Regions from separate parts of the Homo sapiens genome. Here all the other regions are linked to region 1. The links are chromatin loops, found by intact Hi-C in ENCODE. Cell type or tissue: PC-9. All regions are shown on one strand.

The links. Peaks named below come from ENCODE experiments on the same cell type or tissue, not always from the same donor. Only the 100,000 strongest peaks of a DNase experiment are listed, where the experiment ranks them.
Region 2: a loop joins it to region 1, with 4 times the contacts of the local background. A loop is called at or near these places in 2 of 110 quality-filtered maps.
Region 3: it touches region 1 in a loop (14-fold over the local background); 99 of 110 quality-filtered maps call a loop at or near these places.

Annotation. Positions count from the first base shown.
Region 1 is chr9:87,658,781-87,666,780 of GRCh38, reverse strand. All of the region lies in intron 18 of DAPK1 (death associated protein kinase 1), which reads right to left. Among named protein-coding and RNA genes, the nearest start is that of CTSL, 63 kb to the left of the region's middle. In PC-9, CTCF peaks have their summits at 3,501 and 3,703 (motif pointing right); a DNase peak (open chromatin) is centred at 3,790.
Region 2 is chr9:87,425,050-87,433,049 of GRCh38, reverse strand. No RefSeq gene overlaps it. Among named protein-coding and RNA genes, the nearest start is that of DAPK1, 69 kb to the left of the region's middle. In PC-9, no CTCF peak of the experiment used is centred here; DNase peaks (open chromatin) are centred at 4,199, 4,709 and 5,049; H3K4me3 peaks cover 1,375 bases; H3K27ac peaks cover 2,315 bases.
Region 3 is chr9:87,333,154-87,341,153 of GRCh38, reverse strand. No RefSeq gene overlaps it. Among named protein-coding and RNA genes, the nearest start is that of DAPK1, 160 kb to the left of the region's middle. RefSeq lists a silencer at 4,517-4,686. In PC-9, a CTCF peak has its summit at 4,098 (motif pointing left); DNase peaks (open chromatin) are centred at 2,453, 3,193 and 4,033; H3K4me3 peaks cover 1,365 bases; H3K27ac peaks cover 1,238 bases.

The DNA.
Region 1 (8,000 bases):
TCCTCACAGCCAGGCATGGTGGCTCATGCCTGTAATCCTAGCATTTTGGGAGGCTGAGGTGGGTGGATCATCTGAGGTCAGAAGTTTGAGACCAGCCTGCCCAACATGGTGAAACCCCGTCTTTACTAAAAATACAAAAATCAGCCAGGTGTGGTGGTGCATGCCTGTAATTCCAGATACTCAGGAGGCTGAGACATAAGAATCGCTTGAACCTGGGAGGCAGAGGTTGCAGTGAGCCAAGATCGTGCCACTGCACTCCAGCCTGGGTGACAGAATGAGACTCCATCTCAAAAAAAAAAAAAACAAAAACAAAAACATATATATATATAAAATAAAAATGTTTCCTCACATTTGCACTGCACTTTACAGCTTGCAAAACATGTTGCTCTAAAGGACACTATTCAGACTTTCAACAGAAATGCCTGGCAGTGCAGGAGACAGTTTGAAGTTGGGAGAAGACCCAGTTTGAAGTCCTGAACCCACCCCTCACCGGCTATGTGGTGGGTCACTCAGCCTTCCCAAGCCTGGGTTTCCTCATCTGCAAGATGGAAAATGGCACCCTCCCTGCACAGGTTCTTGAGCAGGTGAGAGAAAACCAAATGGAAAGAACCAGCACAGTGCCAGGCACAGAAGAAGCAAGCAGTGTTGGAAATTATTCACAGAAGAGCTGAGAATTGCCCTAACTACCTGGCCTTCTGTCTGAGAGGGAAAGGGGCAGAAGTCAGATCTCTGCATTTTGGTCTTGGCTCTACTGGACACCCCGACGGAGGCTGCAAAAGCAACACTTACACTTGCTGCCCTCCTCCTTACCAACAGGGCTCATGGACTCAATGAAGTGCATGCATTGAAAAGATATAGAAAGATGGCCAAGTGTCTCAGCACTCAGCTGTCCATCATCTCAACGTGAGCCCTGGGGACCAAGTGGCTGCAGAAGGGTGAGTTGGGTCCAGAAATCACGGTGTCTCTTGTGCACCAGCAGCCCACAACACTACATTCTAGACTGTGGGCAGTGATTCCCAAGTTGGCCCCATGACATAGAAAGAAATCCATGGAAAGGTGAAAGGCCACTTCACTTATTGTGTTCAAGAAGCCGGAGCCCCACAGGCCAGCCAGTTTTAGGAGCCTGCCCTTCACAGACATGCTGCTTATTGACGTCTGGGGAAATGCTCACAGTCATGACTTCTAGTGACACGTGTAATATGCTTCGCAAAGGAACAGATGGGGTTTCAACTGGGGCAAGCATTGACAGGGAAACCTATTTGTGTATCCCCAGTGAAAAGATGATCTGAAAGAATGTGCACAGTCATTTAAACATCTTTAGATAGTGTTGGGGAAAATATGGATTTTTTGTTAACCTACAGAATTATAAGGGCTCATCTACTTAGCACTCGGTCAACAAACACTCCATGTCCTGCCTGGACTATGGTGCCATTCATTTTTTCCTTCCTTCCTTCATACTTTCATCTAGCAGGTATTTACTGAGTGCGTATTATGCACAGGGCTATGGATACAGCAGTGAATAAAACCAACAAAAGTCCCTATTTTCATGGGATCCAGAATCTAGTGGGGAGAGCCAACAAGAAACAAATAGGTGAGTAAAATACAGTAGGTCAGGTGGTGATAGGTGCTATGAAGAAAAATGGGGCAGGGGAGATGAGGGGCAGTCCTGGGGGTGGGGGAGGGATAGGATTTAAAATAGGGTGGTCCAGAAAGGCCTCCCTGAGAAGGTGAAGCTCGAGTCAAAACCTGCAGAAGGTGAGAGACCAAATCACATGGATACCTGGGGAAGAGCCACTCAGGCCCAAGAATAGCAAGTGCAAAGGCCCCCGGGCGGTGGATGGCCAGCACTTTTGAAGAACATCAAGGAAGCTCATGGGGCTGATGTGGAGGGAGACGGGAGGAGGCGGAACAGGAGATGGGGGTCAGGGAGGCAATGTCAGGGGCAGATCCTTGGGGAAGCCCCCATTTGAAGGGCTCTGATTCCCATGAGAAGTTGCTAGAGCATCTGAGCAAGGAGGATGAGATCTCACTTACGTCTGACCAGGCGGCTGCGTGGGGACCAGGCTGTGGACAGGTAAGGGTGGAAGCAGGGAGCCCACTTAGGAGGCAGCAATGAATTCCCAGTGATTCCTGCCCAAGGGCTCACTCCTGCTAGGAGAAATCCGGATACGATTCCAATAGAGCAAGGAAGGCGAAGGGACTACCAGCCCACAGGGGCAAATCACACACACCGGAGAGGCTGGAACAGAGGAGGTTTCCTGGGCTGGAGGTGAATGTTGATGGATGAGGAGGAGTGGGTGCCACGGAGTCTTCCCCGAATGTTATGGGCTGTGTGCCCACATGCCCGTAGCGGGCATTCCAAGTCTCTCTCTGAAGGCAGAGCGCCATCAGGTACCCTCAGGGCAGAAGTGGGCAGAGAGATGTGTGCCTGTGTGTGCTGATGCTGTGGGCACACTATGCGCAGGGGGTGAAGGGGGAAAGGGGAGCTCCAGGGTGAAAGAACAGCAGGTGACAACTCCATGATGGGGGAGCCGGCAGGGGCTTCCCAGGACCCAGCCACAACTGAAGGGGAGAAGAGGGGAAGGGGAGGCTGGGCAGAGGCTGCAGAGTTCACATCCTGAAGGCAGAGGAGCCCCAGGTGGAGGTGAAAGTGGAGCCCACTGAGTGGCTGGCATTTCTAGAAAGATAAACGTGGGGCTGGGATGGACTGGTCCCAAGGGGCAGGAGGCTACAGTGCAGGGGTGGGTGAAGAGTCCGACTGGTCTGGAGGAGACTAAGGTTAAGGGTGACGCCCTTAACCAGGTGGGGGCTGGAGAGGCGGGTGCTTCGTGGTCATGGAGAAGTGGGAGGAGACTTAGTAGGCTGCCGGCTAGATGCAAATAGGTGAGGAGAGAGTAAGAAGGGTTTCCATGATCCTGGGCAGAGTGACAGACAGATGCGGAAGCCCTTTGCAGAGGCTGAACACTGGGGAGGAGGAAGCACAGAACTGGAGGGAGGGACCCTGGTGTGGGGGGGCCGAGGGCCTCTGAAGGTGCTGTGTGAGGCTGGCACTCAGGGGCAAGCAGGGACCAGAGACCTGAGCATGGGCCTCAGTGTTGGACAGCTGCAAGTCTGGGGGCCAGAGAGGGCCAGGGGGATGGAGAGGGAGAAGATGGACCAGCAGGAAGCAGAGGCCTAGGGAGAAGCAGGACGCGGGGACTTTCTCAGCCCAGGCAGGATTGTCAGGGCGTGCCAAGGGTGCCCAGTCCTGGGGATATCCAGTGAAAGAGGCTTAGGGGCAGCAGCTGGGGCTTGGGTGGAAAGATAACAAGGAAGCAAAAGGAAGAGCTGGCTTCAAATCAGGGAGGGGCTCACAGTGGGCGGGAGCGGAGGCAACAGCTGGGCCAGGTTCATGGGGCCTTTGGGGTGGCTGGGAAAGTTCTATTCTTGACCTGCGTGGAATTCAAAGGTGTTTGTCTTATGGAAACCCACTAAGCTTTATATTGGTTTATGTGCTTTTTTCTATCTATGCTTTCTTTTATAGTAAGACAGTTTAGAAGGAAAGCTGTCAGGAGGTGAGTGGGGACTCTGCTGAGGGTTACGTGGAACGGAAGGCAAGACAGTGGAGGGTGCAGGAGTAGGGGAGGCAAGGACAAAGTGGGGACAGGACGTGCAGACTTGTTCAGGTCCCCCTGGCTGAGGACTCAGCGGAGAGGGAAGGTGGCAGCAGGGGGCGCTGGTGGTCAAGGGTGGTTCTGAAGGAGAGGAGGATGGAATTGCTTCTGGAGGGTAGGAGGAAGGCGTAGGTGCTGGGCCTTCCAGGAAGACCAGAGGCCCCTCCCTAGGCCTTGACTCAGCTTGAAACCTGGGGAGTAAGGATGCGCTGTGAGGGCACAGAAGGAAAGCTTTGTATAAACCAAAGAATGTGAAAAATCTCAATAATTTAAGAATACTGGAAGTCCTCGCCAGATCAACTAGGCAAGAGGAATAGAGGCATCCAAATTGGAAAAGAGGAAGTCAAATTATCCCTGTTCACTGATGATATGATTTTATATCTAGAAAACCCTGAGGATGTCACCAAAAAATTCTGAGTTAATAAATTAATTCAGTAAAATTTCAGAATACAAAATTAACATACAGAAATCATTAGAGTTCCTATATACCAATGACGATCCAGCCCCAAATCAGGAAGGCAATCCCATTTACAATAGCTACCAAAAAAAAAAAAAAAAAAAAAAAAACTAGGAATATATTTAACCAAGGAGGTGAAAGATCTCTACAAGGCAAACTAAAAAACACTAATGAAACAAATTATAGATGACACAAACAAATGGAAAAACATCCTGTGCTCACGGATGGGAAGAATTAATATTGTTAAAATGACCATACTGCCTGAAACAATCTACAGATTCAATGCAATCTCCATCAAAATACTCACCTCATTTTTCACAGAATTAGAAATAACAACTCTAAAGTTCATATGAAACCACAAAAGGTCCTAAATAGCCAAAGCAATCCTAAGCAAAAAGAGCAAAGCTGGAGACATCATATTGCCTAATTTCAAATTACACTAGATGGCTATAGCAACCAAAACAGCATGGTACCCACATAAAAACAGATAATGGAATAGAACAGAATAGGGAACCCAGAAACATATAGCCACATGCTTACAGCCAACTGTTCTCTGACAAAACTGATAAGAACATACACTGGAAAAAGGACACCCTTTTCAATAAAGAGTGTTGGGAAAGTTGGATATCTATTTGCAGAAAAATGAAACTGTATCCTTCTCTCTCACCATTTGCAGAAGTCAACTCAAGATAGATTAAAGACTTAAATGGAAGATCTTAAATTATAAAAATACTGAAGGAAAACTCAGGGAAAACTTTCTAAACATGGGTCTAGGCAAATAATTCATGACTAAGACCTCAAAAGCATACGGAACATAACTAAAAATAGACGAACAGGACTTAAACTAAAAGCTTCTGCACAGCAAAAGAAATAATCAACAGAGTGAACAGACAACTTGCAGAATGAGAGAAAATATTCGCAAACTCTACATTCGACAGGGAACTAACATCCAGAATGTACCAGGAACTCAAACAACTCAACAAGAACAACAAAAACCCCAAAATAATCCCACTTAAAAGTGGGCTAAGGACATGAAGAGACATTTTTCAAAAGAAGACAGAAAGCCCACAAACATGAAAAGCATGTTCAACATCACCAATCATCAGAGACATGCAAGTTAAAACCACAATGAGTATCACCTTAACACCAATCAGAATGGCCATTATTAAAAAGTCAAAAAATAACAGATGTTGGAGAGGATGCAGAGAAAGGGGAACTTTTATACATTGTTGGTGGGTATGTAAATTAGTACAACCTCTATGGAAAACATAGAGAAATTACGCACAGCAACTTCTCAAATGACTAAAAATAGAACTCCCATTCATTCCAGCAACCCTACTACTGGGTATCTACCTGAAGGAAAATAAATCATTATGTCAAAAACATACCTGCACTTGTATGTTCACTGCAGGACTACTCACAGTAGCAAAGGTAGGGAATCAAACTAAGTGTCCACCGACAGAGGACTGGACTTAAAAATTGTGGTATATATACACAATGGAATACTACTTGGCCATTAAGAAAAGGAAATCAGCCTGGGCGTGGTGGCTCACGCCTGTAATCCCAGCACTTTGGGAGGCCAAGGTGGGCAGATCACAAGGTCAGGAGATCCAGACCATCCTGGCCAACATGGTGAAACCCCGTCTCTACTAAAAATACAAAAATGGGCATGGTGGCTTGCACCTGTAGTCCCAGCTACTTGGGAGGCTGAGGCAGGAGAATCACTTGAACCTGGGAGGCAGAGGTTGCAGTGAGCCGAGATTGCCTCACTGCATTCCAGCCTGGCGAAGAGCGAGACTCTGTCTCAAAAAACAGAAACAAAAACAAAAAAATAAAAAATAAAGAAAAAAGAGAAGGAAATCATGTCCTTTGTAGCAACATGGATGGAAATGGAGGCCGTTATGCTAAGTGAAACAACTGAGACACAGAAAACCAAATATCACATGCTGTCACTTAAAGTGGGCACTAAATGATGTGTACACAGGGAAGAAGAGTGTGGAATGATGGACAACGGGGACTTGGAGGGGTGAAGGGGAGGGAAGCGCGTGGAGGATGGGAGTTTGTTTGATGGGTACAATGTGCTTTGCTCCAGTGATGGACACACTGAAGACCCTGACTTCACCCCAGTGTAATATACCAGTGGAGAAAATTGCACTTGTACCCTATGAATATATACAAATAATAAATCAATCAATAAATTTATTGACAGGTATGATAATATTTGCATATCTTGTGCTAATATATTATTGAAATTCATTTCCTGTTTCTTTTTCCTTCTTCCATGTGGCTGCTAGGAAACTTAAACCGAGGGATGTGGTGTGGTCACGTTTCTGAGGGCGACGCCCCCAGTAATGCCCTCCAGTCTGGAGGGTCTCCCCGGCCCTGCGGAACCCTCCCCTGGCTGCCCACGGGAGAGGAAGCCCCGGTTCCCTGCGGGGAAGGCCGGGCCCACCAAGCTCTGCTCACCCTCCCATCTCCTGGGCCTCCACGCCAGCTCCAGACATTGTGCTCCCACCGCAGGAGGGCACTGGAGGCCGCTGAGCTCCGGTCCTGAACAGGGCAGGGAGATCCTCCCGGGACTCTGTCCGGCTGAGGACGGGGCCTGGCCTGCAGGTTCCAGCAATGCCTCCCGCAGGGGCGCCCCCAGCCCCTGTCCACGCCCTCAGGACCCACTCCTTCCTGTCACCACGCGGTCCCATTCAGTGACTGTAATTGACGGCTATGACTCTCAGGTCAGCATCCCTCTCCCATTTCCAGAAGTCTCCTGAGGGGCGCGTGCCTGTCTTGTCCCTCTGGACTCCCCGCTCTCACTGTGCCCCCGGTGTGTGCGGAGTGACTGCGGGTGCGGTGTGTGCAGAGTGACTGAGGGGGCTGCAGAATGAGCGCTGCGGGTGCGGCTCTGAGGTTAGCTCTGGGCACCGTGGGAGGGGCCTGGGGACAGAAGACGCTTTTCCTGCGGTGGCAAGCGGGAGAGCAAGGAGGTGCACGGAGGGACCTGAGGAGGAGCCAGGCGGGGACCACTGATACAGATGTCGTGGGCAAGGGCAGAGGGGCCCGCGGCTCACGGAGGGACCCTACAGAGGGGGCCGCACATTTCAGCAGCCCCAACCCGCACTGCGGGAATCAGCAGCGTCAGCTGCTGGCATCTTCAATAATGGCCTGGCTGGGTCTTTCATGAGGCCACACATAGGACAAAAATATTTCTTCGTCTTGAAAATGCATATAAATGCTCTATTAGGGAGTAACTGGAACCTGTGCCCAAGCATGGCTGGGCAGGGCTTGACAATGGCCAACAAGATCTAGCAAGTCAGGCACAGCAGGGTGATGTGGGTATGGTGTGTGCGTTTGCGGTGGGTGACCAGGTGCCCTAGAAAGGGGCCTCACCCCATGCGGAGTACTGGTAATAACTGGGCCTGCAGAGAAAGCACAGAGCTGGGCCCCCCACTGCACAGATCAGACCTATTACTTCTGGGGAGGGAATGACATCCCAGTAACATGAGTGCATTCGGGGAGGCGACATCCTAGCCCCAGCGGTCAGCAAACATTTTCCGTCAAGGGCCAGGCAAGTAGGTGTTTCGGCTCTGTGGCCCATATGGTCTCTGTCACAGCTGCTCAGCTCTGACACCTGGCGTGGAAGCCGCCAGGGCCAATACAAACCTTGGGCATGGCTGTGTCCCAATAAGACTTCATTTACAAAGACCAGCAGCGGGATATGGCCCGTGGGCCATGGTTTGCTAACCTCTGGATGATCTCCAGGAAATGAGGCCCTCTTGGTCTCCTCAGAGAATCACCCTCTGTCAGTAAAGCTCTCATCTGTGAGTCCAGGACTGTCCCACAAAGACTGGACAGTCAGCCTACTCTCAGGCCAGCAAACACTCGAATGATATTAT
Region 2 (8,000 bases), 230 kb after region 1:
CTTTCTTTCTCTTTCTTTGCCTTCTCCCTCCTTCCTTCCTTCCTTCCTTCCTTCCTTCCTTCCTTCCTTCCTTCCTTCCTTCCTTCCTTCCAACAGGGTCTCACTCTGTTGCCCAGGCCGGAGTGCAGTGGTGTGACTATGGCTCACTGCAGCCTCTACCTCCTGGACTCAGGTAATCCTCCTACCTCAGCCTCCCAAGTAACTTGGACTGCAGGTGTATGCCGCCATGTCTGGCTAATTTTTGTGTTTTTTTGTAGAGAAAAACATGGTAAAACATGGTGGGCAGATGACTTGAGCCCCAGCTGGTCTTGAACTCCTGGGCTCAAGCCATCTGCCTGCTCTGACCTCCCAAAGTGTTGGGACTACAGGTGTGAGTCACGTGCCTGGCCCATTTTCTTCTTCCTTTTTGTTTTGTTTTGTTTTGTTTTGTTTTGAGATGGAGTCTTGTTCTGTGGCCCAGGCACAATTGTGCAGTGGCACAATCTTGGCTCGCTGCAAACTCCGCCTTCTGGATTCAAGCAATTCTCATGCCTCAGCATCCCGAGTAGCTGGGATTACAGGCATGCACCACCATGCCTGGCTAATTTTTCTATTTTCAGTGAGACTCTGTCTCAAAAATAAATAAATGAATACATAAATAAAATAAAATAAAAACATATGGCAGGCAATTTAGTGTATTAGAAAGATTATGACCCAGAGACCTGAGGTATAATCCTGGTTCTGCTATTAGCGAGTTAAACAGCTTGAAGTCACCTTTCTCTAAGGCCCTTGCTTTCTTCATCTGTGAGGGAATTGATAATTTCTGTGCAGTGTATCTTTAGCCTAGACAACAATGTAAAGTATATTTCCTGGAGCCATACAATGTGGAGGCCGTGCAGTGGCCAACTTCCTGCAATAGTGAAGCCCAGTGAGAACTGTGACTTTCTCAGCTTGGAATCAATGCAATCTGATCACCCTTGCCACAGAAGGTGTAATCCATCAGTCCATGGTGTGTGCTCGAAATCAGTGATGAAATGTCCACTGGGGAATTAGCCGGCCCTGCTGTAATGAGTCTTATGCATGCAAGATTGTAGTATTTGTCAAGTGGGAAGCCACAAATATAAATCTAAAAGGGAAGCAGAATGCTTACACATCTTCTGAAGTTCTAATCTCTAGAGGGGTTAGCCAATCAGGCTGACCCCTGGGTCCTGGACTTTAAGGACCCCCACAGATACTTTCTGGTAGGTTACAGAAACATCAAAGTAGGTAGTGGGGAAACACTGGGGCTAGCTGGTGCTGAGGAAAACAAGGCTCTCGTATCTACACATGTGAATTAACTACTAGGGATGGTTGCCTAGCAACATTATTCCCCTCCCCCTTCACACCATCTTTAGCTTGCTTATTGACTTCTTGTGACATCTCCACTTCTCTTCTCTTTTGATATTAGCCTGGTGTTTATTATGAATCAGATTTCAGTTAGTTACAGTGTGTTAAGAATGGTTTGTAGCATAAATGGGTAGAGAACAGATTGATTTTCTGGTAGCATTTGAAAAATATACTGGCCAGGCATCTCTTTAAAAAGTCAATGGCTCACTTTTAGCCATGTAACAAAAGTAGATATTTTGACAGAAAACCAAACACCGCATGTTCTCTCTTATAAGTGGGAGCTGAATGAGAAGACACACGGACATATAGTGGGGAACAACACACGCTGGGGCCTCTCGGGGATGGAGTGAGGAGAGGGAGAGCATCAGGAAGAATAGCTAATGGATGCTGGGCTTAACATCTAGGTGATGGGATGACCTGTGCAGCAAACCACCATGGCACACGTTTACCTATGTAACAGACCTGCACATCCTGCACATGTACCCTGGAGCTTGAAGGAAAAGTTGAAGAACTAAAAAGAATGAATGAATGAATGGAAGGAAGGTAGGGATAAATATTATTTTAAACAAACAAATAAAGAGATACTTTAAAATCCTGCCCCCTTATGAAGGTCCTATCCCATGCAATACTCTTCTGCTATCATACTTATAGCTAATGGTTAGGTGGATGTTTCTGGTTCTGTAGGGACCTAGCAATCTGTTGCAGGTAGACTTTAAGATCAGGTTGAATACAACTTTATTTGGTAAAATACTTAACAGCAGGGTTGTTAAATATTTTCTCCAGAAAAAGCAAAAACCAACCCCTAATTTAACACTTTTTTTTTTTTAAAGAGATGGATTATTGCTATGTTGCCCAGTCTGGTCTCAAACTTTTGGGCTCAAGTGATTCTCCCACCTCAGCCTCCCAAGTAGTTGGGACTACAGGCCATGCCACCACCACTGGTTCCTAACTTATAGAATTTGCCAATATCTGTGGTGCAAATACTCTCATGATGGCCAGTTTCAAGCTACCAATGTACTGTCCCTGAATGCAGAGTTGGGAAAAGATGTACACTGTCTGTCTTCATGAATTGGTATCTATCACAACCCTGAAATAATTCTAAAGCTTTCTGTTTAAAGCAGGAGAATTTCATATGTCTGTCAGTAATCCTGCAAACTCCATATCCCAAGAGGATTTAATTCAAAGGGTGAAGTGTTTAGAAAATAAAACAAGGCCGGGCGTGGTGGCTCATGCCTGTAATCCCAGCACTTTGGGAAGCCAAGGTGGGCGGATCACCTGAGGTCGAGAGTTAGAGACCAGCCTGACCAACATGGAGAAACTCTGTCTCTACTAAAAAAAATATATGTATATATATATATATATATATATATATATATATATATATATATATATATATATTTTTGTGTATATATATATATATATATATATACACACACACACACACAAAATTAGCCGGGCACGTGGCACATGCCTATAATCCCAGTACTTTGGGAGGCCGAAGTGGTTGGATCACCTGAGGTCAGGAGTTCGAGACCAGCCTGGTCAACATGGCAAAACCCTGTCTCTACTAAAAATACACAAATTAGCTGAGCATGGTGGCACATGCCTGTAATTCCAGCTACTTGGGAGGCTGAGGCAGGAGAATATCTTGAACCTGGAAAGTGGAGGTTGCAGTGAGCTGAGATTGCGCTACTGCACTCCAGCCTGGGCAACAAGAGTGAAACTCCATCTCAAAAAAAACACCAAAAAAAACAAAAAAACAAAACCCGAGTAAGTTCCATTTCACCAACTCACAGATATGATTAGCCTGAGTTTCCAGAAAAACAAGGAATGAAGGAGAGACTGCAATCCTGTACAAAGTGCCTAGAACAAAACAAGCACCAAATTATTCCTTGCAAAATGTCAGCCATATTTAAAACTGGCTCTTCTTTAGTTAAACATTAAAACTGAGTTTATTTAAATCACTTCTTAAAACTTAGTTTCATCCTAATCAACTCTGTTTATTCTTTTTGTATTTTTTAAATTTTCTTTGAGAGACAGGGTCTTGCTCTGTCACCCAGGCCAGATTGCAGTGCTGCAATCGTACAATCATAGCTCACTGTAGCCTTGAACTCCTGAGCTCAAGTGATCCTCCTGCCTCAGCCCACACACCCAGTCTATCTTCATTCAATCTGATGAATGGTGAAATGGTTACGTTTTCAAACACATTTTAAAACAATTACATAACCTATAAAATAACAAATATTCATCAGATAGTACCTAAAATCACTTTGCATACCATCTGTGGCATCTGTACAGGGATGTGTACCATGCTTTGTGAAACAATGCACCAAGTACGTGTTGGACATTATTATTAATATTTATCTTTGGAGGCTGAGTATTCAAAGGCTCCCTCCAATAATGCAGGTGGTAAATTCTCAGTACTATATTTAGATAAATCATCAGGAAACTTGACTCCCAATATCCTAAAAATCCTTTAGGAAAAGTCTGTCTGGCCTTTCTTTAAAGGTCACTGCTGCTAGGCAACACCTTTCTTCTGGGATGTGGACCACATTTCTTAGATTTTATTAAAGCACTTGTCTTGTCATGGGTGGAGGTGGGGGAACACATTCTGCTTCTATCTAGCATTTCAGTAGAGTCCTAAGCTCAGAGAGGACAACAAGATTCAGTTCAGAAGAGGTCACACATTTCCTCCTTCGTTTTGCACATCTGTGGGTGTTGTGTGCTATAGGCAGTGTGCAGTGGATTGGAAAATAAGGACCTCTGTGTTTCCACCTTTGAGCTGCTACCTACTCCCTGGGTAATCACTGGCCAGCTTCCCAACCGTAGGTCAGTCTCCTCTTGTCAAACCAGTTAGAGCAGGAGGCTGTCTCAACTGTGGGGAAGATCTGATTTCGGAAATGGAAGCTATTCTGCCCCATTCTCCCTCCTGAGCTGATCAATGGCAATTATTCACAACAATGACACATGGTGGGTCATTTTCTTTTAATTTATTGATTTTTAACCATAATGGAGAGAACTTCCCTGTTGCAAATCTGGAAGAGATGTTCTACGCTTCAGAATTGTCCATTTTTCTCCTTGTTTTAAAGGGGACTACAGCATTCCAACCCAAATCTAAATCAAAACCTAATTTCTTCAGGTGGTTAATTGAATCAAAAGAAGAGTTGTTTCTAATTACCAGCTGTGTCCTGATTGCAAGGTAATTTGTATTCATCCATGACTAGCAAATTCATAATGCATGAGGCCCTACACAGCCACTTGCCTTAATAGCCCTCATTTTAGAAAGCTGATGTCTTCAAGCCAAAGGATGCTTAACGCAATGTTTAGTCACGTTGAAGAGCCTTGATTGACTATTCCTGAAGTAAGCTTGTAGAAAAGGAAGTAGTTTCCTAATCCATCTCAGCTTCTCCTCCAATCCACTCCAGCTCCTTTCTGTCAACCACAGGAAAAGCATAAAGCTGGAAGGTACAGGAACACACTCATCTGCTGAGTCTGCTTTCACTGAGGAGGCTGAGACAGTGCATTTTCAGCCTTTCGAATATCAGCGGTGAGGGTCCTCTATGGTCTCACATTTTAGTGCTCAATGATTAGGATTTCTCTCTTGACCACAGAAACTGGACTTTCCAGTTCCTCAACAGAGTCATGGGAAAGATCCCATTAGGAAGAGGACTGTTGCCTCTGGCAAGATTTGACCACAGGTTTAGAGCAGGTTACAGTCATGGTTTCTACAAAGTAGGTTGTTCCTGGATGTAAGAGGTGGCCAGCCATCAGAAAAATCGAGCATAAAGAGGCCACATGAATACCAGTCATGCCAAATACACCTTGGAGAAGACTCTCAAGCACAGTGCATTTAACTTTTGGGGAAGTATGCCCTTTCTAGGAAAGGAATACAGTCTCAAGAATTCAGACTTAAAATCCTTTGGAGTGGGAAGAAAAAACCACAGTCTATGTGATGGAACGGGCTGGTGGTCCTTACATTACCTGGGTTAGACTTTACATTACCACCTAGCTTTGTGAATTTACACAAGTCACTTAACTTTTTTGAGTATCAGTATTCTAAGCAGAAAATGAATGAACGAAATATTTACTAAGATCCCTTCCAGCTCTATGATTCTGTGACTCAATTACTTACTTTCACTTCTAGAACCTCATTTATCCCTCCGAGCAGTTAACTCACATTTCTACTATAGTGTCTAAAAATTAATGATATCCACAAGATTAAACATTTCTAGGGTCTGATTCCACCCCCGCCCTGCCCCTGCCCCAAGCATTTCAGCAGGATTTTTATTATATATATATATAATATATATTTATATTATATAAATATGTATATATATTTTTTTGCTGAGATTTATTTTCTCTTCTGAGCTCAGAATTCACTATTGGAGCGTGTCATGAATCATGCCTTAACTCTCTTCTGCTTGGTCTTACCAATGAAAAATGGAAGATGTATACTGGCAGAGAAAGAATTTAAAGCTGGGCGCGGTGGCTCACGCCTGTAATCCCAGCACTTTGGGAGGCTGAGGCGGGCGGATCACGAAGTCAGGAGATCGAGACCATCCTGGCTAACATGGTGAAATCCCGTCTCTACTAAAAATACAAAAAATTAGCCAGGCGTGGTGGTGGGTGCCCGTGTTCCCAGCTACTCGAGATGCTGAGGCAGAAGAATGGCGTGAACCCGGGAGGTGGAGCTTGCAGTGAGCCGAGATCGCGCCACTGCACTCCAGCCTGGGCGACAGAGCAAGACTCTGTCTCAAAAAAAAAGTAAAAAGAATTTAATAAGCTTTGGAGTCAGAGAAACTTAGGTTCGAACTCCAGCTGAAGCACTTACCTTGCATGACTTCAGGCAATTATTCAAAACACCTTCTTCTTTAAGTAGAGATAAAATTTCTGAATTTCTTTTTTTTTTTTTTTTTTTTTTTTGAGTCAGGGCCTCTCTCACTGCCCAGGTTGGAGGGCAGTGGCTCAATCGTGGCTCACTGCAGCCTCAACATCCCCCCAGCTCAGGTGATCCTCCCACCTCGGCCCCCTGAGTAGCAGGGACCATATGTATGTGTCACCACACCCAGTTAATTTTTGTATTTTCTTGTAGAGACGGGGTTTCATCATATTGCCCAGGCTGGTCTCAAGCTCCTGGGCTCAGGTGATATGCCGATCTCAGTCTCCCAATGTGCTAGGATTACAGACGTGTCTGGCCAAATTCTTGAATTTTATGTAGAATTCTTAAGAAGATTAAATGGTCTTCACACCTTCAAAGCATTTAACGGCTCACTTATTCAAAACTCATCTCTCCACTCAATTTTTTGAGATTTCCCCAACCTCGTGATGATCCATCTTGCATATGAGTTTCAGTTTCTCTACCTCTTTAAATATTTTTTTATCCTACCTAAACTATTGATCACCATGGCCATAACATGAACAATTCATCATCTTAAATGCGTAATTACTAAAAATCAACTTCAGTATCCCAATATCTGACCACCACCTCCCATCCTCTACATCTCTAATGCCAGTGTCTTCACTCCAAAAATTCTTCAGTCTCAACAAGGCCTCTAATCCTTTGATCCTAGTGTATTTTCACAATCAGGCACTTTATTGCATTTTCATTTCCCTTACTAAGGTTAGAGTAGATGGTCCCTCATACTAATCACCTCTTGCACATTCCATGAATTTTGTAGGCCCTTTCTTCAATGGCTTACTCCTCTAGCAAACATGCAATCTTGATTAAATCCCATTCTCTGCCTCTTCTGTTCCTTCACTTGGGCAGATAATTATTGCTGGACAATAGCACACAATTGTGTTGACTGGTTCTTTTAAATTATTATTATTATTTTTTTGAGATGGAGTCTTACTCTGTTGCCCAGGCTGGAGTGCAGTGGTGCAATCTTGGCTCACTGCAACCTCTGCCTCCCGGGTTCAAGTGATTCTCCTGCCTCGGCCTCCCGAGTAGCTGGGATTACAGGTGCATGCCACCATACCCAGCTGATTTTTGTATTTTTAGTAGAGATGGGGTTTCAGCATATTGGCCAGGCTGTTCTTGAACTCCTGACCTCATGATCCACCCACCTCAGCCTCCCAAAGTGCTGGGATTACAGGCATGAGCCACTGCACCCGGCCAACCAGTTCTTGCTTTAGTTTCATGATCATGAATCTCAACTGTACGTTCAATGCCACCCAGGAACCTTATTGTTGGAACAAATAAGTTCCTCTTCAAAACTCAACTCTATGGTCATAAGTGATGTGGTCATAAATCCACCCTTCCTGTCTCCCTCCTTCCCCCTTTCATCACCCTGGCCTTCAAAGTTCTCATTTCACTACCTTATTTGGAAACAGTTTCAAACTTCCTTCTTTCTTGTTTTGTAAGTCAACCCTACCCCTTCCTCTCCCTCCCCTCCTTCCTTTGCAAATCTCATGTTTACCCCATTTGGAAAAGTTTAAGACTTAGCAAATTGGGTTAGCTTAGATTGTGCAGTCTGACTCCAGCCAATGGGGAAAAGACAGAAGCAGGAGCTGCCTTAGGAATAAAAACCTCTTCTCTCCTTTGTGTGATGTGCTCTTGCAATCACTTTGGACACAGGCAGCACCCTTTTGCAGAAGTAAATTGCCTTGATGAGAAATTTATGATCTAAGTGCAG
Region 3 (8,000 bases), 330 kb after region 1:
ACCACTTCTGAACAGTTTTGTCCATCTTGCCTGTTAAAGAAAAACAGTCTGTAAATATCCAGTCTAGTTATTCATGCTCTTTGGAAGACAGCACAGTGGGGCAGTGAAGAGTGGGGCTTTCTGTAATAGATTGCCTGGGCTTGAATCATAGGTCACTTCTTTCTAGTGGCATGTCCTTGGACAAGTTGCTTCACCTGATGAAGTCTCAGTTTTCTCATCTGTAAAAAAGAAGGAGCAATCATTCCTATCTCCTTAAGTGAGGTGGATATTGAATAAAATGATCACTGTTTGACTTAATGTAAGGCAATAGAAAGGAAGTTCTCACTAATGTTGTTATAAATCCTTGTTTACTCTTAAACTTGAACAACTTATCTCTTATTTTTGACAGCTTGAAAATGTTGATTTCAACCACACATTTAGGGCATTTACCTTAAAAAATGTACTCTGCACATTCATTCTTATAGACATTCTGTGACGAAAGAATACTGTCATCCTAGGGAAGGAGCAAGTCTGCTCAGGGTTGGCTGGGAGAATGGAGCTCCACAACAACTGTGGGAGAAAAGCATTTATTGCCCTTGCTACACATCAGTGATCCACGTTTTCCAAATTGCAAACATTTTATAACCATGCCTGAGGCCGGGATGAAGACTGCCTCTCAGATTGACCTCATCTGTAGTGCTTTCTGCTTTTGCTAGAGCCGGGGTGCATGGCCTAGGCCTGGTGCTGCCTCTGCTTTTGAGAATTAAATGGGAAGTATTGGGGGTGAGGGGGTGGGAGGTGTATACTCTAGGGATCCAAGTTATTGTTGCCACGCCCACTTGCTTTTTTCCTTTCTCTTTTTGATACCCCAGGTGATGGGAACAGCAAGGCAAGGTGAAATTAACAAAATGAAGGACTGCTTGTGCCTGGTCTACAAAGTGACATTGCTTAGCAGCAGGGTCTCTCTGTCTTTGCGGTGCATGGTGGATTTTTGTTTCTTCAGGCTTTGCTTTTTTTTTTTTTTTGAGATGGAATCTTGCTCTGTCACTAGGCTGGCAGGCAGTGGCACAATCTCGGCTCACTGCAACCTCTGCCTCCTGGGTTCAAGCGATTCTCCTGCCTCAGCCTCCCGAGGAGCTTGGACTACAGGCTTGAGCCACCATGCCCGGCTAATTTTTGTATTTTTAGTGGAGGTTTCACCATGTTGGCCAGGGTAGTCTCGCTCTCTTGGCCTCCTGATCTGGCTGCCTTGGCCTTCCAAAGTGCTGGGATTACAGGCGTGAGCCACTGAGCCCAGCCAGATCAGGGTCTGCTTTTTCATAAAGGCAATGCGGGTAGTGGGTGGAGGTGTGAGGGTCCTATATGGGCCATAAAGAAAGAGAACTGGGAGTCTGGGTGCAGTAATGGGGAAGATCTTACAGTGAGTAGATTTTGCTCTAAAATAAAGGAAACACTGGCTAAATTCTTTTCCTTGCAAGAGTTAGAATAGAACATGGTATGCAGGAACTGCTTCTGTTTTCTTGTAAAATAGTGCCAGCAAACTATTCAGGTCATTTGCTCGACAGTTTTTCTCTTAAAAAATTTAAAATGTTGGGGCCGGGCATGGTGGCTCATGCCTGTAATCCCAGCACTTTGGGAGACCCAGGTGGGTGGATCACAAGGTCAGCAGTTTGAGACCAGCCTGACCAACATGGTGAAACCTGGTCTCTACTAAAAATACAAAAAAATTAGCTGGGCGTGGTGGCGGGTGCCTGTAATCCCAGTGACTTTGGAGGCTGAGGCAGGAGACTTGCTTGAAACCGGAAGGCGGAGGTTGCAGTGAGTGGAGATTGCGCCACTGCTCTCTAGCCTGGGCAAAACTCCGTCTCAAAAAAAAAAAAAAAAAAACAACTTAAAATGTTGTTATTGTTAGTCAAAAAATTTCTTTTTTCTCTTAAATTTTGTTTATTTCTAGGGCTGCCATAACAAAGTGCAATATTCTAAGATTTTGTTTGTTAATTAACTTTCCAGTTCACAACTCACATTTCTTAACATTTCAAATGTAAAGTTAGCCTAGAACAGTTGTACATTCAGTACTATCAGAATTTACAAGCTTAATTCAACGACATCTAGTTTCAAATAGCTGCAGTACGTATTTTCTCTTTTCAATTATGCATTCACTCTCTATTCTGATTATTTCAAGTTATGCAAATCAAGCTAGAGAAGAGATTTAATTTAATCAACTGTGGGTTTGCCTACACGGATTTGAATATTAGCTGTCGTCTATATGTAAATGACAAGAGTGAAGAGAACCTGTTGCTAAGCACTGTGACCAATTCCTGATGCAGTCCTTGAAGGTTAACCTTGTCAGACTGTTAGGGAAACAAGAGCATAGGAGAGTCAGAGTCACGTCATTTGAAGTTCAGCTCCATCTTGACACTAATAAGGCACATTCCTTGCTGGTCACAACCCACAGCCCTAAGATGTTTACAGTTCAGAAAACAGCTTGATGATACCTGCAAGGACACACTCCTATGACAATGGAATGTCCAGATGTCCCAATATCCATAACAATGCATGCTTCTAAGGTAATTACACGTATGATTTGATGTATTTACACACTATATGACTAGGAGAGTTTTCTTTGAGTCAGCAAAAAATAAGCAATTTTGCCATGCTGTCAGCCCACCTGCACAGAGACATAGCTTATCTTTTGCATAGAAAAGACCCCCATGTAAGAAAAACAAAACAAAGATGAAGCGTTCCTCCTCTTGCTTTCTGAGGATCCCTACTCTGTAACTGCGTATCTTTCAATCAACTCTCTCTTCTCACTGCACTCTGCGACCCGCCTTACATTGTTTCCTGCGTGAGATCCAAGAACCCTCTTGGGGTCTGGATTCAGGACTCCCTTTTCTGGCAACAAGACCTCAAAGCCAGACTCAAAAAGTCAGATTGGTTGCGGGAGATTGCTCGGTGTGCTCTGGAGGAGGACACCTCCCCCCAGGTCCGGTGACTGGGGGGATTCTAAAAACCAGATGCTTTTTTAGACATCTGCCTGTCGTTTATGGTTTATGAGATAGAAAGATTGAACAGGAATATGAGAGAGGAGTGAGAGATCGTTTCTGCCTACAAAGAATTCTCCATTCACTCAAATGAAGCTGCGTTCTTTGCATTCCAGACCGAGAAAGGAGGCTAAGGTATCCATCCCCCGAGGAAAAATAGGAGACTAGATACTTGGCGCTGTTAGCAATCTGGGAGGAGCGAGAAACCTTCAAATCACACAAAGGGTCAAGAACAGGGAAATCATCAGCCGAGTGAGTTCTCAGCAGAGGACCACATGAGAAAGGTGGCCACCCCTCTAGCCAATCATAAACAGAAGACTCACTCCTTAAAGTGCGAACATGGCTCTTTGGTGGGGAGAAGAGATAAGAGGTGGATTTTTACGGGGTTTATAAACACACCATCAGCTCATCTTGAAGACGCAAGAGAAGTTTTCAGGCACAGATGTTGTTTTGCTTTAGGAAGCTAGCGATGTGTTCTTCACAGGAAAGCTGACCAAATCCCAGAATTAATTATTCATTGTCTCCTTCCCCCCTCCCCCCCACACTAAACTGGGTCAGGGAGAGAGTTTCATATTTGTGTTGCTGTTACAGCGCCAGCTCAGAAGTAAAATGATTGGCTGAGACTTGGAGCTTAACAATTAACGTTAAATACAGGCAGCTGGCTGTGTTTTGCTTAAAAGCCACAATCAAGGAATCTGGCAATCTGGAATTTTGTGATGGCTGATGCCTGTTTGTTTTTTTTCCCCCCCCATTTGCACAATTGCGAGTCTTCTGGGAACTTTTCTTTTACTGACACTATGGTTTTGCATGTTTAAAAAATTGGCAGACATCCTCGGAGGTAACGCAAGGTGCCTCGGTGCCATACACAGCCAAGGTGTGCAGTTCCGCGGCCGCATGATTCATAGTTCTGCTCTGTTTGGTAAAAACAAACACTGAAGACGCGTTATCAGTTTATTAGTACAATGTTTAATTGTGCTCTTTTTTTTTCTGTTCTCACTCCGTTAATTGCTCATAAATGGGAAAACAAAAAGGATTGAGTCCTTTTAGCGGTCGGGCTGCTCTGGAGGTGAACTGTATTCTATTGCTTCTAGGGCCACCTTGTGGACAACAAGTGTATTTAGAAATTAGACTTACAGGATGGATTCATTGGGAAAGCGTAGTAGACTGGTAATATGACTTTGGAATTCTTGGTTATAAAATCTAAGTATAATGATAATGACTTAGTTTTTATTAGAAGAACATTCCAGAAAATGTCCTAATTTAGGAAAGGCTAGTAATTGTGGCGAGTATGGAAATCTACCCATCACCATAAAATATATAATGATAATCCAGATTTTATATTTTATAGTTTATTATCAATCATCTAAATTTCCTTACAATTCTTTCATGTGCTGGGGGTGGAGAAAAACCCAGGAGAGAGAGAGAGAGCCTGTTTCTCAACTATCTCAGTATTTCAGATTTCTTGCTGTTTTCCTCACCCCGCTAGATGGCATCTGGCTGCATGAAAGAAGTGACATAACCTTGGGGTGGTGGGAGGAGATACTGTGTCCCTGAGCACCAGTCCTTCATCTGCTAGTTGCAGATGGGCTGGGCCTTCTATGGGTCTCTGCATGGAGCTTGTTGTGTGCAGCTGGTCCCTTCTGGCTGCATGTCAGGTAGGGGTCATGAGTCCCCATGTTCCACAGACCCCATAGCTTTGTGATCTTTGGTCAGCACAGCTAATCTCAGAACCTTTGAGGACACGTTTGTGGATCTTCTGCAGACCATGCATAGGCTCTGGGGCACCAGTAACATTTTCTCAGGATGTCTACGTAGATATCTTATTCACCATTGCTAGTCCTGCCATGTTGGATGTGAGGGTATACCAAAGACCCACTTCCCAAAGACAGGCTTGGGAGTTTCCAAGTTTACCCTAAGGTCGCAGAAAGGGATAGATATCAAAGACATTGGCAACCAACCTCTTCACTCTGTTTTTCTCTCTTCCCTCCCATGTTCCATCTGGGCTAGAAGAGGAAGGTTCTTCTCCTTTCTGTATATCAGAAGTTTTCCTTTCATCACATCTTGCATTCTTTCTTTCTTTTTTTTTTTTGAGATGGAGTCTCGCTCTGTTGCCCAGGCTGGAGTGCAGTGGCACAGTCTTGGCTCACTGCAACCTCAGCCTCCTGGGTTCAAGTGATTCTTCTGCCTCACCCTCCTGAGAAGCTGAGATTACATGTGTGCGCCACCACGCCCAGCTAATTTTTATATTTTTAGTAGATACGGGGTTTCACCATATTGGCCAGGCTGGTCTTGAACTCCTGACCTCATGATCTGCCTGCCTTGGCCTCCCAAATTGCTGGGATTACAGGCATGAGCCACCATGCCCGGCACATCTTGCATTCTTTCTATCCTATGACTTACAGCAAAGCAGCAGAATCAGTATTGCCAAGCTTCACTTAGATTCTTCAGAATTGTCAAAACGATCCTATTTCTAGAGACACAAAAATACAATTTGTGTAGTCAAAGCAGAAAAATCAACTCCTTTTGTGCATTCCTGATGTAATTATTCTAAATCCTCTTAGAGGCAAATGGATGCTTCTGGCAGATTGAGTGAGTATATACTTGGAAATGCAAATAGAAAAACACACCAGTATTTCTCAATAACAAAGCTATTGGAAGATGATAGCATTAAAGATATTATCTTCATTTTATTATGTTATTTTTATTAGTCCCCAAAATGCAAATATTTCATAGTTTGGATAATAACTTGGAAAGCAAATAATGCAGCCTCTGTATTATTTCTCTCCTGCTGTTTCTTTCCTGACTTGACCAAACTAAGATTGGTTGATGTTTGGTTTTGCATTATAACCTCCTTAGAAGATAAAGGCAAGGAGACTGGGAGAAGCTGGTGCATTTTAATAGGAGCCTATTGTAAAGACATGAATTTATGCAGGACAGCCTTCTTGCCAATCCAGTACCTACACCAAAACAATATTAGCCCCTTCTAATCAAAAAGGAATTTTTATTTCTTTAGGTCAGTAGTTTTTTTCCTTTTTTTTTTTTTTTTTGCAACTTCCACCTCCAGGGTTCAAGCAATCTCCTGCCTCAACCTCCCAAGTAGCTGGGATTACAGGCATGTGCCACTATACCTGGCTAAATTTTGTATTTTAAGTAAAGATGGGGTTTCACCATGCGGGCCAGGCTGGTCTCGAACTCTTGACCTCAAGTGATCCACCCGCCTTGGCCTCCCAAAGTGCTGAGATTACAGGCGTGAGCCACCATGCCCGGCCTAGGCCAATAGTTCTTAACCCGAAGTGAATCATGTCATTTCACTTGGCAAGCATTTTCTAAGCGCATTTTAGCCTTTGATTTAGATATTCTAATTCACTTGTTCTGAGATTGGGCCTACAGAGTTCTGAGAACATTCCTTGTTAGGCATCATGGCTGAGGTTTATGGTCTATCCTCTTGTAATCCATTCTATCGGGCACCATCTATTGCTTTGTGCCATCAATTACCTCTTCTTCGGTAATGCAGTGTCTTGGCAGGGTGTGAAAGGTCACTTTCAAACTATCAGGGCCTGATGATTCATACTTTCCCCAGAGTCCTCTGCATATCCTGGACACAACCGCTTTCTATTTATTCATGGAGTGCCCTGGGAGCCCCAGCATGTCAAGGGACACTAAGATTCCCTGACACTTCCCTTGGTTTACACTAGACTGGGAAGACTATATAGGCATAGAGAGCCCCTGATGGTCTGTAGGATAAAACCATTGAATTCCTGAAAGAAAATCCACCACAAAGGAGGAATAAATAGTAATTGATTAAACATATACAGTCATGTGCCCCTTAAGGACATTTCGGTTGATGATGGACTGAATATATGATGGTGGTCCCACAAGGTTTTCATAGGCAGGCCTGCCTTATACAGGTGTACCACTTTTTAAAAATCTTTCATGCCACATTTTTTACTATACCCTTCCTATGCTTAGATATGTTTAGATACATGAATACCTTCCATCGTGTTATAGTTTCCTACAGTATTCTGCATAGTCACCTGCAGTACAGGTTTGTAGCCTAGAAGGAATAAACTGTACCATATAACCTAGGTGTGTGGTAGGCCGTGCCATCTAGGTTTGCATAAGTACATGCTATGACGTTCACACAATGATGAAATTGCCTTGCAACACACTTCTTGGAATGTATCACCATCTTTAAGCAAAGGATGACTATACTAATTGAACATCTACTATGTGCCACATGATGCGTTGGAGATACCTGACAACAAATAGACAAGCAATCGCCATTTCCACGGGGCATGAGAGGGGACAGGCAATAAAAACTAGAATGGGTAAATACCCAAGACAATGTCAGATAGCAATAGGACCTCTGAAGAGTGGTGGGTGTAGCAGGTGAAGCAGCAGGGATCTGGGTGAAGGAGGGGAGCATGGGTGTGCTTCGGTGTGGGGCTGTGCCTCCCCCAGGGCAGGGCACCCCAACATCACCTCCTCCTAGTCCTGCAGCCTCACTTGAGAGTGCTGTGACTCTTAGCGGAGGACAGGTCCTGGGGCATAAAGGAAAGATTGGAGTTCCAAGGGATCCAAATGAAAGGGCTGTGGGACCTTTCTTTGAAAGGTGGACATAAGGGTTGACAGAGGCCAAGCTGCCTGGGAGAAATAAGTGGAGGTGTGGACACAGGCCCACAGCACGTGAAGGTTAGAAGTCTGCAGGAGATTCTTTTTTTTGTGTGACAAGGTCTCGCTCTGTGACCCAGGCTGAAATCCAGTGGTGTGATCTCGGTTCACTGCACCTTGGTCTTAAACCATCCTCCCACCTCAGCCTCCAGGGTAGCTGGGACCACAGGCATGCACCACCACACCAGCTAATTTTTTGTATTTTTAGTAGAGATGTGGTCTCACCATGTTGCCCAGGCTTGTCTCGAATTCCTGAGCTCAAGCAATCCACCCTCCTCAGCCTCCAAAAGTGCTGGGATTACAGGCATG